2 separate regions of the Homo sapiens genome follow, and region 1 is linked to region 2. A link is an interaction called in ENCODE POLR2A ChIA-PET data of the cell type or tissue named here. Cell type or tissue: CD4-positive, alpha-beta T cell. All regions are shown on one strand. Each heading gives the region's core, and the rest is flanking DNA. Links, peaks and the distances in the headings are about the cores only. Region 1 holds the start of EMC3 (ER membrane protein complex subunit 3). Region 2 overlaps TATDN2 (TatD DNase domain containing 2).

What was found. ChIA-PET counts read pairs that join two places held together with the same protein. Peaks named below come from ENCODE experiments on the same cell type or tissue, not always from the same donor. Only the 100,000 strongest peaks of a DNase experiment are listed, where the experiment ranks them.
Region 1: POLR2A ChIA-PET joins it to region 2 with 7 read pairs; 3 of 35 experiments call an interaction of 5 or more read pairs at or near these places.

What each region holds. Positions count from the first base shown.
Region 1 is chr3:9,983,758-9,992,087 of GRCh38, reverse strand. It overlaps EMC3 (ER membrane protein complex subunit 3), which reads left to right and starts at 5,247. Exons shown (of 8, transcript NM_001394674.1): 1 at 5,247-5,581. The coding sequence starts at 5,427. It overlaps EMC3-AS1 (EMC3 antisense RNA 1), which reads right to left and starts at 5,195. Exons shown (of 3, transcript NR_103821.1): 1 at 4,824-5,195; 2 at 3,341-3,376. RefSeq lists enhancers at 4,678-4,897, 5,158-5,317, 4,782-5,429. In CD4-positive, alpha-beta T cell, for the core only: no CTCF peak of the experiment used is centred there; DNase peaks (open chromatin) are centred at 4,587, 4,927 and 5,237; H3K4me3 peaks cover 2,331 bases; H3K27ac peaks cover 1,902 bases.
Region 2 is chr3:10,259,752-10,268,084 of GRCh38, reverse strand. It overlaps TATDN2 (TatD DNase domain containing 2), which reads right to left. Exons shown (of 8, transcript NM_014760.4): 3 at 7,415-7,948. Among named protein-coding and RNA genes, the nearest start is that of TATDN2, 15 kb to the right of the region's middle. RefSeq lists a silencer at 3,961-4,150. In CD4-positive, alpha-beta T cell, for the core only: CTCF peaks have their summits at 3,653 and 3,854; a DNase peak (open chromatin) is centred at 4,044; H3K4me3 peaks cover 1,086 bases; H3K27ac peaks cover 2,573 bases.

The sequences.
Region 1 (8,330 bases), core at 331-8,330, 280 kb after region 2:
GGGGTCCCCAACTCCTGGATCACGGAGTCTGTGGTCTGCTAGGAACCAAGCTGCACAGCAGGAGGTGAGGGGTGGTCAAGTGGTCATTACCACTGAGATCCGCCTCCTGTCAGATTAGCGGCTGCATTAGATTCTCACGGGAGCGCAAACCCCATTGTGAACTGCACATGCGCAGGATCTAGGCTGCACATTCCTTATGAGAATCTAAGTAGTGCCTGATGATCTAAAGTTGAACAGTTTCATCCTGAAATCATGCCCCGAAACGGTCTGTGGAAAAACTGTCTTCCATGAAACCAGTCCCTGGTGCCAAAAAGGTTAGGGACTGCTGAGCCATACTCTATTTTTTGACAGAGGAAAGACATTCCTGATATGAAGTGGAAAAAACAGCAGCCTGCAAAAGGATAATCAGGCTGGGCATGAAGGCTCATGCCTATAATCCCACTGCTTTGGGAGGCTGAGGAGGGAGGATCATTGAGCCCAGGAGGTGGAGGCAACAGTGAGCTACGATTGTGCCACTGCACTCCAGCCTGGCGACAGAGTGAGACCCTGTCTCTTTAAACACCACCACCACCACCCATAATCATAGTTAAGATTCTGCTTTTGTAAAAACAATATATAAACATATATATGTGTAGGCATAAGAGTATACCTGTACTTGCACACAATTACAGCTTGTATATGAAGAGAAAAAATTTGGAAGGATGATTACCCCTGAGGAATGGGAAAGAGAGCAGAGAAAAACTGTATTTTTTACATCTGTAGATTCCTTGTGGATTTTTCTCCACAATTAGCTTGTTTACCTAAGTTTAAAAAAGAAAAATATGAGGGCTGGGTGCAGTGGCTCATGCCTATAATCCCAGCACTTTGGGAGGCCCAAGCAGGAGGATCACTTGAAGCTAAAAATTTGAGACCAGCCTGGGAAACACAGCAAGACCTCATCTCTATAAAAAATAAAAGAATGGCCGGGCGCGGTGGCTCACACCTGTAATCCCAGCACTTTGGGAGGCCAAGGCGGGCAGATCACGAGGTCAGGAGATCGAGACCATCCTGGCTAACATGGTGAAACCCCGTCTCTACTAAAAATACAAAAAATTAGCCAGGCGAGGTGGTGGGCGCCTATAGTCCCAACTACTCAGGAGGCCGAGGCAGGAGAATGGCGTGAACCCGGGAGGCGGAGCTTGCAGTGAGCCGAGATCGTGCCACTGCACTACAGCCTGGGCGACAGCGAGACTCCGTCTCAAAAAATAAATAAATAAATAAATAAATAAAAGAATTGGCCAGGCGTGGTGGCTCACACCTGTAATCCTAGCACTTTGGGAGGCTGAGGCAGGTGGGTGGATCACCTGAGTCAGGAGTTTGAGACTAGCCTGGCCAATATGGTGAAATCCCATCTCTGCTAAAAATACAAAAATTAGCCAGGCATGGTGGCAGGCACCTATAATCCCAGCTACTAGGGAGGCTGAGGCAGGAGATTTGCTTCAACCCAGGGGCCAGAGGTTGCAGTGAACCGAGATTGTGGCACTTCACTATAGCCTAGGCAAAAGAGCGAAACTCTCTCAAAATAACTAACTAACTAACTAACAGAATTAGCCAGGCCTGGTGGTGCTTGCCTGTAGTCCCAGCTACTCCAAAGACTGAGGTGGGGGGATCGCTTGAACCCGGGTGTTTGAGACTGCAATGAACTATGATGCTGTCACCGCACTCCACCTTCGGTGACAGAGCAAGACTTAGTCTCTTAAAAAAAAAAAAAAAAAAAAAAAAAGAGAAAGGCCCGGCACGGTGGCTCACACCTGTAATCCCAGGACTTTGGGAGGCTGAGGTGGATCATAAGGTCAGGAGATCCAGACCATCCTGGCTAACAACGTGAAACCCCATCTCTACTAAAAATACAAAAAATTAGCCGGGCGTGGTGGCAGGCGCCTGTAGTCCCAGCTACTCGGGAGGCTGAGGTAGAAGAATGGCATGAACCCAGGAGGTGGAGCTTGCAGTGAGCTGAGATTGCGCCACTGCCTGCACTCCAGCCTGGGTGACAGAGCAAGACTCTGTCTCAAAAAAAAAAGAGAAAACACTGGGAGTGTATTCAGGGCAATCTGAGTCTATGCTTCCAGGAAAAAAAAAAAAAAAAAGTTAAAAAGGCAAGCAGGACAAAAAAGAAAAAACAAATTTTACTACTTCTCTTAACTGAATGCTCCACTTCTTAGGACACCAAAATTTAGAGTCATTAGACCAGAATACAGTCATTAAAGATAACAATGAAGACAAAGCAGAAGCACATGGAGAAGAAAATGTTGAGAAAAAAGAATACAAATTATATTTATATTTATAAAATGATTACAAATACGTAAAAATAGGTATGCAGGCAGTCAAGGTGTTAAATTTGTGTTTATCTAAAACCAAAAACAGTGTGTTTGGAGTACTTTGATATTTCTCACCACAAAAAGTTATTCATTTTTTTCATTGCTTTATTCATCATCATGAAAGCTTTTAAGATAGTCATCCCAAAATTGGATAACAAAACTAACAAAAATCCCACAAAACAGATTCCAACCAAAGAAAAATCTTTAAAGGCAACCAATCAGCACCTAAGGAACTCAATCATCTGGCTTTTTATCTTTTGAGATGGAGTCTTGCACTGTCGCCCAGGCTGGAGTGCAGTGGCGTGTGCCACCAGGCCAGGCTAATTTTTTTTTTGTATTTTTAGTAGAGACGGGGTTTCGCTACATTGGCCAGGCTGGTCTCAAACTCCTGACCTCAGATGATCCGCCTGCCTCAGCCTCCCAAAGTGCTGGGATTATAGGCGTGAGCCACCGTGCCCGGCCAATCATCTGGCTTTTTGATGGAAGGTATTTCTAGAATTAATAGAGACATAAGATCCAGTACCACTGCTTTGACAGTGGACAGACTGATTTACTCTAGTCAGGTCTACATGAGCAAAGTAAAGTAAAACATGGAATGCCATTATCTTGACAGTGGTGCTGGGTGGAAGGAAGGGCAATTAGGCAGATATAGGGACCTGAGACTTAGGTGGTTATTTTCTTCATCTCATCAGTGGGGACCTGGCTTCTTTGACTGCACCTTGATGTGCTTGTTTACACTGTTAGTATTTCCCCTTGTGGATACTGTAGGCTTATTTTATAGCCAGAGTGAGTAGGGGCAGGCTATCTGGCCAGTCGCCACCTCAGATTATCTTCCCCAGACAGCTAATGTTTATTAGAGCAACTAGGGAAGAGAGAGAAGAGTGACTGGAGGGAGGAGAAAGAAAGACAGTGGGAAGGCAAGCTAGCCAATGTCATTACTTTTAAGTCTGCAATACTGAAAATGCATAGTACATGAACATTACCTTGTGTTCAGATACTGAGGCAGTGTTTTCAATTGCCTGAAAAAACAGGAGAGTCACAAAAATATTATGACACATCAGCGAAACACGTTACACCTTATTCAGCATGCCCTGTTATCTCATCTAAGAGCCAATGTGTCCATATGGCAACCATCAGCTATCATTTCCACTTGAATGAGTTTTGAGATTTTTATTTCAATCTACCTCAGTTATACATCTGTCACTAATTGCCACTCATTTCCTCCTTGATAATCAAAGTTCCAAAGATCCCACCTTAATCCAGGCTTCTGAAATGGTTTTCTCATATCTAATAGCTGACTTTATTACATCAAAGAGAATAATACGGTTCTGACCGCTGCTTTCTTGATTTCCTGAGGAATTACAAGTAGCAGAGAGGAAAAAAATTACTCTTCTACCTACCAGAAAAGAACTTACAAGATGTGAATTCCTGCTTAGTAGCCATGTACCCTGGAGTAAATGACAACCTCATGTATAAGATGGCTAATAAACTTGCACTGTAGTCTGCCTGGGATTGATCTGAATGGCTAAGAAAACATATGAACACATACATAGCCACATACATATACGTAATTTGAAAAACGATATAATACTAGATGTAAATATCATAATAGTACCATTATTTGTAGTTGTAAGTATTAAGCTCCAACTCTGACTGTGGGATGTCAGAGAACTGTGACATCCTATGTGAGGAAAAGGGTGGCAATTATCCATGAGCTCTTTACCTTGCTTGTCCTTTACTTTTTAACTTTACTTGGAAAGCCTGCAACAGTGATGGCAAAACACAATGCTGCAGGATCCAACTTCTCCCGAAGCTCAGAGATTACCTGCAGAAAGTTAATATTAGCTATGGTGTTCTGCTCATTCATAGTGGGTAGGTACAGTCCAGTCTCTCAACCATGACAATCTCCTGAAAGACTGAGGAAGAAAAAATTTTAAACGTTGGACATTTTGAAAAATAGAGTTGTGAGAATAGCTAAATGCAATGTCGTAGAATGTCATATCCAAAATTTCAGAATTCTGTGAGGTACTACACAGAAAGAGTAAATGTAACTTATAGCAGCTTATATAGATCAATGAATCTGTTGAATAGCTCCATTTCCTCTTCTCAATGCTATCCGGATTAGTCAACATTCTCAGTTAGTCAGGACTTTCGGCTTCCAGACACCCGCCTTTAACACGTGCGATACCATTTGGCTTCCCGAGAAGCCCAACAGACGTGAGATGAGGCCGACTGCCTGGACTAGTTCATCGGGAAGGGGGTGAGGGTAAAAGCCTTTCTCATTTCCTCATTTTAACGACGCAGAAAGGTACCTGTGGGGACTATCCCATCTCAGGGCAGATGAGGAAGCCGAGGCTTGGGGCGCGGAGCCCCAGAGAAGAACGCCGACCGCGGCCCGGACTTAAGAGATTAGGTCGCAGGGGAGCGGGGCCTCGAGAGACTACGACCACTGCTCCATTTACTCACCGAGAAGCCGTCCCCGCCTGTAGTTTTCTTTCTTTTTTTTTTTTTTTTTTTGAGACGGAGTCTTCCTCTGTCGCCCAGGCTGGAGTGCAGTGCAGCAATCTCGGCTCACTGCAGGCTCCGCCTCCTGGGTTCACGCCATTCTCCTGCCTCAGCCTCCCGAGTAGCTGCGACTACAGGCGCCTCCACCACGCCTGGCTAATTTTTTTGTATTTTTAGTAGAGACAGGGTTTCACCTGTTAGCCAGGATGGTCTCGATCCCCTGACCTCGTGATCCCCCCACCTTGGCCTCCCAAAGTGCTGGGATTCCAGGAGTGAGCCACCGAGCCTGGGCCACCGCCGATAGTTTTCCACTTTCCCGCCAGGCCCGACGCCGCTCTGACGCCACTGAGGTGCGCCACGACGTGACGTCAACGTTCGCGCCGGAAGTGGAAGACCAGGCAGCCCAGCTGAAGGCAGTAAGCTCGGCTCACAGTCGCAGGAGAGTTCTGGGGTACACGGGCAAAGGGGCTTGAGAAGGCCCGGAGGCGAAGCCGAAGAGAAGCAACTGTGCCCCGGAGAAGAGAAGCTCGCCCATTCCAGACTGGGAACCAGCTTTCAGTGAAGATGGCAGGGCCAGAACTGTTGCTCGACTCCAACATCCGCCTCTGGGTGGTCCTACCCATCGTTATCATCACTTTCTTCGTAGGCATGATCCGCCACTACGTGTCCATCCTGCTGCAGAGCGACAAGAAGCTCACCCAGGAACAAGTATCTGACAGGTCAGCGCCCTCCCTTCTCCAGCCTACCTCACACCGCCGTGACCTTGGGCAAAAAAGTGCAGGAGTTGTGTCAATTTGCCTAGGTTCACGTCGCGCCCCCTCTGACAGGGTGACCTTACCCGTTACCTCTGTGTTTCACTTTTGTCCTCTGTGAAATGGGGATGATAACAGTACCTGCTTCATAGACAGGTAGGAATCAAATTAGGTGATGTCTGTAAGTCCCTTAGCACAGGATCTAGGACGTATTGAGTGTTGAAAAAAACAGTACTGTTAATCCTTTAGGTTAGTCGCCGACCCTCGGTGGGTTTACCTATGAACTATTCCATCCCACCCTTCCGTTGAGAAGAGTGCCAGGTGCGTTACAGCGTTTAGTCTTTGTAACATCCAGTCAAGTGAGTGTGATAATCTGCATTCTACCAAATTACTGTTCCAGGCGTCGGGCCTGGTGGGACTGTCAGCTGAGATGCCAAGTACCAAAGCGCTTTGCAGTCTGTAAAACTGCCATTAGAGATGTAAGGAATTGTAATTATTTCCCCCCACTAGAGTGGAGGCAACTTCCTCACATATTTCATTGCAGTATTTATTTATTTATCTATTTATTTGCTTATTTTTGAGACGGAGTTTCGCTCTCGTTGCCCAGGCTGGAGTGCGGTGGCGTCATCTCAGCTCACTGCAGTCTACGCCTCCCGGGTTCAAGCGATTCTCTTGCCTCAGCCCCCCGAGTAGCTGGGATTACAGGCCCGCACCACCACACCTGACTAATTTTTGTATTTTTAGTAGAGACAGGGTTTCACCATCTTGGCCAGGCTGTTCTCGAACTCGACCTCAGGTGATCCACCTGCCTTGGCCTCCCAAAGTGCTGGGATTACAGGTGTGAGCCATGGCAACCAGCCCCTCGTTGCAATATTTATATACAGATAAAGGAATTTGAGATGATTATAGGTGGTTATCTAGACATGTAGCCCCTCATATTAAAGTAATAGTTTTCTCCCAGCAACTTGGGATGCTGAGGCAGGAGGATTGTGGGAGACCAGCCTGGGCAACATAACGAGACCTTGTCTCTTAGAAAAACAAGCAATTTTCAGTCAGTTCTGATTACTTTCAGAAATCATCTCAGGTAAGTGCTACTATATCTTTAGCACCTCTCTCTCACATTAATTTCTCGTTTTAATAAAGAGAGTAAGCCTCAGGCTAAGAACTTTTCACAGGTAACAGTGTCTAGTTAAAATTTAATAATGTTGTTTTGTTTCTACTGTACTTAAGTTACTTTCTTTTTTGTGACAATACTGGATTTCCATTTGCTGGTAATTTAAAGATTCCTTTAAAATCATATAGATGGGAAAAAAGTTGATATATAAAAAGTATTAAATATGTAATGATACAAGCGTTGGACAAAAATTCTAACATGGCATGAGAGTGACTGAAGTTTAGGAAGCACTACTGTAACATTTTCAGTTAGTTCTTCCCAATTATGCCAAGAAGAATAATAACCATTTACTCTATATCAGGTACTATGTGAAGTACTTACATTCATTAACTTATTTAAAACTTCAAAGCAACTCTATGAGGTACATATTGTCTCATTTTATAGAAACAGAGGCTTTAACAAGTTCCATCCCACCCGTTCGTTGAGAAGAGTGCCAGGTGCGTTACAGCGTCACACAGGGTGACATTTAGGACTTCACACCAAGCCTTCTGGGTATTGGGCTTTTTCCACTATACTACAGCGATCACTTTATCTTTCTGTAGCATTAGTTTCAGAACTGACCAGAGCCAGCACCCCACCCTGGAGCGAACCTTAAGAAGTCAGCTTACTGGCCGGGCATGGTGGCTCATGCCTGTACTCCCAGCACTTTGGGAGGCCGAGGCGGACGGATCACGAGGTCAGGAGATCGAGACCATCCTGGCTAACATGGTGAAACCCCGTCTCTACTAAAAATACAAAAAATTAGCTGAGCGTGGTATGCTGGGCGCCTGTAGTCCCAGCTACTCGGGAGGCTGAGGCAGTGGAATTGCTTGAACCCAGGAGGCGGAGCTTGCAGTGAGCCAAGATCGCGCCACTGCACTTCAACCTGGGTGACAGAGCAAGACTCTGTCTCAAAAAAACAGAAAAGAAGTCAACTTACTGGCCGGGTGTGGTGGCTTACGCCTGTAATCCCAACACTTTGAGAGGCCGAGGCAGGCAGATCATGAGGTCAAGAGATTGAGACCATCCTGGCCAACATGGTGAAACCCCATCTCTACTAAAAATACAAAAATTAGCTGGGCGTGATGGCACGTGCCTGTAGTCCCAGCTACTCGGGAGGCTGAGGCAGGAGAATCGCTTGAATCCGGGAGGCAGAGGTTGCGGTGAGCCGAGATCATGCCACTGCACTCCAGCCTGGCGACAGAGCGAGACTCCATCTCATTTAAAAAAAAAAAAAAAAGTGTATTTACCACAGAAAGAAGGGCTGTAGAAAAGTGCGAAGTGGGGAAAGCTCAGACATTTAGCATTTTCTGGCACCTGTAAAATTTCTTATTTTAGCCTTACATTAGCACTGAAGCAGATACTCCTTAACCCATTTTTACAATTCCAGGGAGCCTGGAAAAGTTAAGTAGTCTTCCCAAAGTAGGGAAATATTGTGCCTGTACTTGAACTCAGATCAGTCTCACTCCCAGGTTAAACCCTCTTCAACCATGATTCCTGCTGTCGTAGATTCTCTGCCATGATTTTCTGCCCATGGTTCACTATTAGAGCAATGGTTCTGAA
Region 2 (8,333 bases), core at 61-8,060:
TCAATACACTATTCTGTTTACTTTGAATGTTTGCAATTTCCCCTAAAACCTTTAAAAACTTATCTATAAGGGAGAACAATCCTTCAAAAACTATCTCGGTTATAACAGAAAATTTCCATCAACCCAGACAATAAAAAATTACAGTCTTGCCTAAGTTTGACAAGGCTTTTGTGTTCTGTTTTGTTTTTTTTCCCTGCTGAATTTTCTAGTGAAACATATTGGAACTACAAGTCTACTTTTGTATAGGTGCACCTGAAAGTTAAAATGTTTATCATATACAGTAACACATCATTAACATGTCTGCAAAATAATTGGAGGTGGTCACATTATGGCAATCCCAAAAACACACCTCGAGGAAAAACGGAAACAGACTGCCTCAATGTGATATGATGACTATTTGCAACTTGGAATAAAATTTCCAAGAACAATACACAGATTCAAAAAGTACTATATTCTCATCAGCAAAAACGAGACATATGACCCCATTTTTTACAACAAATAAATTACAACATTTTGGAGGGAGAAAAGGATGAATCTATAGAGACGAAGAGACTTGACACATTTAAAAATTGCCACATACAGTTCTCATTTGGATCCTCTTTCAAATGAACCAAAACAATCATCAAACAAACAGGGAAATTTAATCAGACTGGATAGGAAAATGTCAAAGTAAGGAAAAAAGCAGTTTCAAAAATGCACATGTAACTAGAAACATACACCATAAACAGACATAATAATTATGTCATCTAAATCCTTGAAAGGTTTCTAGAGTCAAGTTGGCCAAGAAAATGTTTTCAGATTTTTTTTTTTTGTCGGGGGGTGTGGGGGAAATAGGAGGAGACTGCCGATATTCAAGACTGTCTCAGCCGGGCAAGGGGGCTCACGCCTGTAATCCCAGCACTTTGGGAGGCCAAAGCAGGCAGACCACTTGAGCTGAGGAATTCCAGACCAGCCTGGGCAACATGGCAAAACCCCATCTCTACTAAAGATACAAAAAACTAGCCAAATGCGGTTGTGCACGCCTGTAACCCCAGCTGCTCGGGAGGCTGAGACATGAGAATCACTTGAACCTGGGAGGCAGAAGTTGCAGTGAGCCACTGTACTCCAACCTGGGTGATAGAGCAAGACTCTGTCTCAAAAAAAAAAAAAAAAAGACTGCCTTAGTTAGTTTAAGCCTGTATGGTAAAATTTAAAGTTACATTTATTGAGCACCTACTACTGGGCACTGAGCAAAGAGTAATCACGTATGAATTCAGAGTTCCACATGCTGCAGCCCACAAGAACATTTCTAGGCTAAAGATGGATTGAACAAATTCATCTTATTTTACTCTTTCCTGAAACCTCACTGAACAACACCATGCCTGATGGTGTAAATAAGGTTTCATTGGAATACAGTCAGGCCCATTCACTTGTACGTTGTCTATGGCCATTTTCATGCAGAGTTGAAAAGCTGCAACAGAGGCTGTAAACCCAAAAATGCATCTGACCCTGTATTAGCTTTTTACAAGTGGTAACATTTGAAGAGCTAGCCCATTTTACACACAGGAAGAAACTGGGGTTCAAAGAGGCTGACTTTCTCAAGATCCTAATTCGAGTGGCAGGGCCAGGATTTAAACCCAAATGGTCTGATCCCAACACTCACATGCTCACCTACCATACTGTGCTGTCTCCAAATAGATACGTAAGAGAAAACCTAATTGTCGTCCAGTCTCATAAATAGAAGTTTGGGTATAACTTTAGAAAATTCATCCACACAATGGAATTAGAGGCAACCAAGTAAGATGATCTACATTAGACAGAAAACACACCCATTACATATTTGGGAGGAAAATATCTTACAAACCTACTTTATGTGGGAATTTCCAATTATATATATAGCATATAGTTTTTGTCCTTCCCACCCAAAAACCCTTCTAAAGTTACAGGAAATATATCCGAAAAGGTATAAACCTACAAGGGGAAAGCACACAAAATGAACAGCAAAGCAAATTAAATAAGCATTGGATGCTATTCACAGATAACAGAGCATAGAAAACAGATGGGTTAATGATTATCAGCCAAGAAGATCAGATGGCCAAAACCTAAGCCTTCAGTGAGGAAAAACCCAGAACCAGACTACAGGACCCCAGAAAGACTCAGGAATTGGAGGTGCCAGACTTCCAAAGTGAGGGTGAAGCCGCAGATGAAAATAGGAATTAGCTGAAGTCTGTCAAGATCTCCAGACCCCTGCTCCCACCCTGTGCAGATGGCCTGCCCTTTCCCCACCCAGCAAAGGACAAAAGTTGATGCTTGGAAAAGTTAAACCAAGGGGACCACAGAAAAATAAAGGTGCAATGAGCTATGACCATGCCACTGCACTCCAACCTGGATGACAAAAACTTTTTTTTTTTTTTTTTTTTTTTTGAGACGGAGTCTTGCTCTGTTGCCCAGGCTGGAGTGCAGTGGTGCAATCTCAGCTCACTGCAAGCTCCACCTCTCAGGTTCACGCCATTATCCTGCCTCAGCCTCCCCAGCACCTGGGACTACAGGTGCACGCCACCATACCTGGCTAATTTTTTTGGATTTTTAGTAGAGACGGGGTTTCACCGTGTTAGCCAGGATGGTCTCGATCTCCTGACTTCATGATCCACCTGCCTCAGCCTCCCAAAGTGCTGGGATTACAGGCATGAGCCCCACGCCCAGCTAAAATTTTTAATTTTTAAAGTTCTGGCCGGGCGTGGTAGCTCATGCCTGTAATCCTAGCACTTTGGGAGGCCGAGGCAGGTGGATCACCTGAGGTCAGGAGTTCAAGACCAGCCTGACCAGCATGGTGAAATCCTGTCTCTGCTAAACATACAAAAATTAGCCAGGCATGGTGGTCCATGCCTGTAATCCCAGCTGCTCAGGAGGCTGAAACAGGAGAATTGCTTGAACCCAGGAGGCAGAGGTGGCAGTGAGCTGAGATCACACCACTGTATTTCAGCCTGGGCCACAGAGTGAGACTCTGTCTCAAAAAGACAAAAAAGAAAAAAAAATTGGCAGCAATAAAAAAAAAAAAAAACCACGCACAGGAAAAAAAAAAAAAAGACCAAAAAAAAAAAATCAACATAAACGTTAGAAGATAAACTTGAGCCAGGCGCGGTGGCTCACGCCTGTAATCCCAGCACTTTGGGAGGCCGAGGCGGATAGATCACCTGAGGTCAGGAGTTCGAGACCAGCCTGGCCAAAATGAAACCCCGTCCCTTCTAAAAATACAAAAATTAGACAGGCATGGTGGCATGCGCCTATAGTCCCAGCAATTCAGGGGTCTGAGGCGGGAGAATCGCTTGAACCTGGGAGGCAGGGGTTGCAGTGAACCAAGACCAAGCCATTGCACTCCAGCCTGGGTGGCAGAGTGAGACTCTATCTCAAAAAAAAAAAAAGAAGATAAAGTTGAAGAAACCATCCAGAAAAATTTTTTAAAAAGGATTCACTGGGAAGAAAAGAAAATTGGAATTTCCATCCGAAAGACCAAGCATAAAATAGATGGTCCAGAAAAAGAAGAAACAGACAAGAAATCAAATAATCAAGAAATTTTCCCAGAACTTTTCTAGGCTAAGGATGTACTGAACAAATTCGACTTATTTTACTCTTTCCTGAAACCTCACTAAAACTAAAGAATCTAAAAACCAAACAAAAAACAAATAAAACCCCTCTACAATAACAAAAACACCAGAACAGGAAGAACAAGAGACTACAGTGATCACGCACTGGAGGCTAGAAAGCAGATGGCCAAATAACACCTCACTGGCAGACCAAGAGAAGGCTGAGACCTAAGCTAGGCACCAGGAAAGCTTAGAACAGAGCAGGCACTCGCGGTACTGGGCACCTTGGGAACTGGAGGAACTGGAGTTACAGAAGAACATTAAAAGGAGGAGGACAGGGTGAAATCTGGTTTCCAATGAGTTAGATCCCAGATTCCCTCCTCATACTCAGAGAAGGTGAGTTGTTTGAAGACAGTAAAACAAGAGGATCTCTAGAATAAGGCCTGGTCAGCTCAGTGGAGGGCACTGGTACTGCACCAAAAAGACAAAGATTAAGTGAATGCTGACGCCGCCCCCGCAGCCGCCCCTTTCGCTACCCAGCTCCCAGCCACCTTTCCTCCTAAGCAGGCTGAAAAACACTCCTCTGGGCAAGGTGACCAGTCTCGAGGCTTTCCTAAAAGCAGTGACATGGCAAGGGGAAGAGGGTTATATTCTCCCGATCATCCCAAAGCAAAGCTCAAAGTCTTTACGCTCAGAGCTTCCAAACAGCTTTTTAATCCTCCCATTCTTGATCATAAACAGACAACCAAAGATTACCAGACATGTGAAGGCAGCCTCTAACACAGAAGAGATCAAAAGAAACGGAAAGAAGCAACTTAAAGAAAACTAAAACCAAGCCAAAAAACTACCATGAACTCCCTAAAAGAGATAACAGAAGATGAAACAAGAACAGAGATGTTATTAAAAAACAAAAGAGCTCTTGGATAATAAAAAGCATGACAGTAGAAAAGTAAAACTAAATAAACAGCTGGGTTGGAAGATAAAGAAAAGGAAATATCCTACAAAGTAAAGCAAGAAATTGGCTAGAAACAAGGGAGAAAGGCAATAAAATTACAGGACCAGTCCTGAAAAATCCAACATCCAAATAAGAGAAAGAAGGTAGAGAAGCTAGAGAGAGAAAGAGAGAAGAAAAATACGGAAAGAAAACATCAGCGAAGTACAGTAATTCACGAACTTTTCCCACAGCTAAAGTACAAGGGTTTCTAGATTGAAAGGGAATGTCCCATGCTAAGCAAAGTAGACACCACCACCATGAAATTTCAGAGCCCTGAGATCAAAATATATTCTACAAGATTCCACAGAGGGAAAAAAAAAAAAAATACAGGTTGGGCACGGTGGCTCACACCTGTAATCCCAGCACTTTGGGAGGCTGAGCCGGGCGGATCATGAGGTCAGGAGTTCGACACCAGCCTCACCAAAATGGTGAAACCCCATCTCTACTAAAAATACAAAAATTAGCCGGGTGTGGTGGCACATGCCTGTAATCCCAGCTACTCACAAGGCTGAGGCAGGAGAATCGCTTGAACCTGGGAGGTGAAGATTGCAGTGAGCTGAGATCACGCCACTGGACTCCAACCTGGGTGACAGAGCAAAACTCTGTCTCAAAGCAAAAGAAAATAAAAAATAAAAAATCATATACCAAGGTTCAGGAACCAGCATAGCTTCAGACATCAAGAAAACCAGAAGAGGCCAGGCGAAGTGGCTTACACCTGTAATCTCAGTACTTTGGGAAGCCTAGGCAGGTGGATCACCTCAGGTCAGAAGTTTGAGACCAGCCTGGCCAACATGATGAAACTCTGTCTCTACCAAAAATACAAAATTAGCCAGGTGTGGTGGCGTGTGCCTGTAATCCCAGCTACTCGGGAGGCTGAGACAGGAGAATCACTTGAACCCAGGAAGTGGAGGCTGCAGTGAGCCAAGATCACACCAGTGCACTCCAGCCTGGGCAAGACAGAACGAGACTCCACCTCAAAAAAAAAAAAAAAAAAAAAAAAGCCCAGAAGAAAAGGAGCAATGCCTTCAAAATCCCAAACAAAACAATTTCCAACCTGGAATTCCAAAACCAACCAAGCTTGTAATCAAGGTTAAAGGTAAAATAAAGGCAATCTCAGACACATGTTTACCAAAAAAAGTTTCTCCATGTACCCTTTCTCAAGAAGCTACTAGAAAAAGTATTCCACCAAAATGTGAGAGTAAACCAAGGAAGAAGAACATGAGAAGACACAGAGTATAGGTAGCAGAAGACTCAATCCGGGAGAAATGTGAAGGAGGCTCCAGAGAGACAGCTGCCAGCTGGCCTGACGGCAGGCAGTCCAGACCAGAGCAGGACAACAGAGGGCTGAGGACGTATACCTCCAAGAGAGAAAAAAAAGAAACAGATTCCTTATTTTGACAGTATTGAGAAGGATTTTACAGCTCTCGCAGTTTGGGGATTAATTAGTGAAAGGTACCAGGAAAACCAAAGGAAAAACAAAGTAATGATGAACTTTAAGGAAAATGAAGTTTTACAAGAAAGAAAATGTGATCAGAGTATACAAGGCGACTCAGCTGTGAACATGGCAGTAACAAATCTTACACAGACTTAACCCAAAAGGTATTCAAGCCACACAGGGAGGCTGCAGAAAGGGGAAGCTAATGTGTCCCTGGGTGTGGGTGCTTCTGAAGGAGGTATAGAGAACTAAATTCTCATCGCCCAAGCAAGAAGTCCTCAGACATCTAAAACTGAAAAACTGATCAACAGTAAAGATTATTTAGAAACATGGGGTAAGTACTAGAAGAAAGAGCTAAAGATGAGAGAAGCTGCCTGCAGAGCAGTAGTAAAGGATGGGTGGAGACGAGTAAGATGGAGGAATGTGGCCTGGCACAGTGGCTCATGCCTGTAATCCCGGCACTTTGGGAGGCCAAGGCAGGTGGATCACGAGGTCAGGAGTTCGAGACCAGCCTGGCCAACATGGAGAAATCCCATATCTACTAAAAATACAAAAATTAGCCGGTTTGGTGGCGCACACCTGTAATCCCAGCTACTCAGGAGGCTGAGGCAGGAGAATTGCTTGAACCCAGGAGGTGGAGGTTGCAGTGAGCCAAGATTGCACCATCGCACTCCAGCCTGGGCAACAGAGCAAGACTCTGTCCCAACAACAAAAAAAAAAAAAAAAAGAAAAAGATGGAGGAATGCTTCCCCTCAATTATAAGCTATGTTAAAAATCACTAGTTTCCGTCCAATGACATCCTTCCCTTCTTCTCTGGTTATCCAGGTACAAGTCTGCCTAGATAAAGGCTGATTTTCCAGACTCCCTTGCAGCCAGGTGTCAGCCGGGTTTCCCCGCTCTTGTCAACAGCAGATACAACATGTGCAACTCTTGAGCCAAGCTCTTAACAGGGAAGGAATGCACTCTCCTCTTCTCCCCTTCCCACTGGCCAGAATGCCCAGATAACAAACCCTGAGTCCTATCAGAGTATCCATTTCACACCAAGAGATGGACACTGTGTTGAGGGGTGATAGAGAATCAAGACAAAAGGTACCAGTATCTCTGACATGATGGAGCCATCCTTCTTAAGCCAAACTTATATTCTGTTTAAGCCACTGTGATTTTGGCCTTTTACACAGCAGCTAAACCCATATCCTAACATATAAATCCTTCAAAAAAAAAAAAAAGCACTTAGTTTAGGTTTATTAATAACTCTGAAAATCTGAAAAGTATGTTAGAAGAAAACCATCAGTTTGTTCCCTGGAGGCCTGGTTAAGTAAAGTACTATTTTTAATTAGTAACACTTAGGATCAAACTAGAAAGATGGAACACATTTCATCAACAGAACTAAAAAGTCAGATGCCTGGTACAAGCTTTACTCACCTTTTGGATTTCTAAATGAGAGTCAGAGTCATCCAAGAACTCTAGGGGTGGAGAGCATTTGTCAATGACAGTCCTTCGGTCCCCAAGGGGCTCCTCACTGGGTTTCTCTTGAGGGTCTATAACTACTCTCCTGTCATAGAAGCTGCTCCTCTCTGGCACTGTCTTATCCTCCTCCATGCTGACCTCTGGGGTTGCGTCTTTCTCCTTCTGAGCAGCAGTGACTGTGACACTCCTGGCTGCTCCTTCTGCAGTCTTGGCTGGTCCTTCACTCCTGGCTGGTCCTTCTCCATGGCTGGGATGCTCTGCTGCGCTTGGTTTTGCCCGAGTGGCAGCCTCTCCCTTCCTTTTTGGCATCGATTTCCCCAGGATGCCCTGGATAGCCTTCAGGTAGATCATTGTGGAGCCCTGGTCTCGAAGTCTATCCCTCTTCCTTTTCTGGACCTTGTTGGGTTCCTCAATTGTATCATTCTGACCCTCAGCTTCAGCTGCAAATTCAGAGTTTGTGGAGTTATGAGAACTATCTTTGGAATCAACCTGGGAAAAAAAAAACAGAATTGAAAGGGCTGTTCCAAGGGCACTTTCGTACATGAAGCATTTGGCAAATTATAAATCAGTGGTGGTTCTACCAGTCAAAGGGAAAGTGACTGTGGCTAAGGCAAAGGTTCTCTCCGGGTGGTGAAGTGGCACTGTAAGAGGGGCTGATTGCTGCCATTTCTTAGCATTCGCCTTCTCATGCTCAGCAGATGATATCCTTTCACTGCAAGGGGACGGAAGGAGCTGAAATGAACACTCTCATTAAACCAGACTGCAAGCTCCTGGAAGGCAAGGACTACACTTCAGGCAAAACAGCAGCTCAAGCTCTTCCCACTGGAAAGGGCCCTAGAAACCAGCTAGCCCAATCCCATATCTAAGGGTAAAG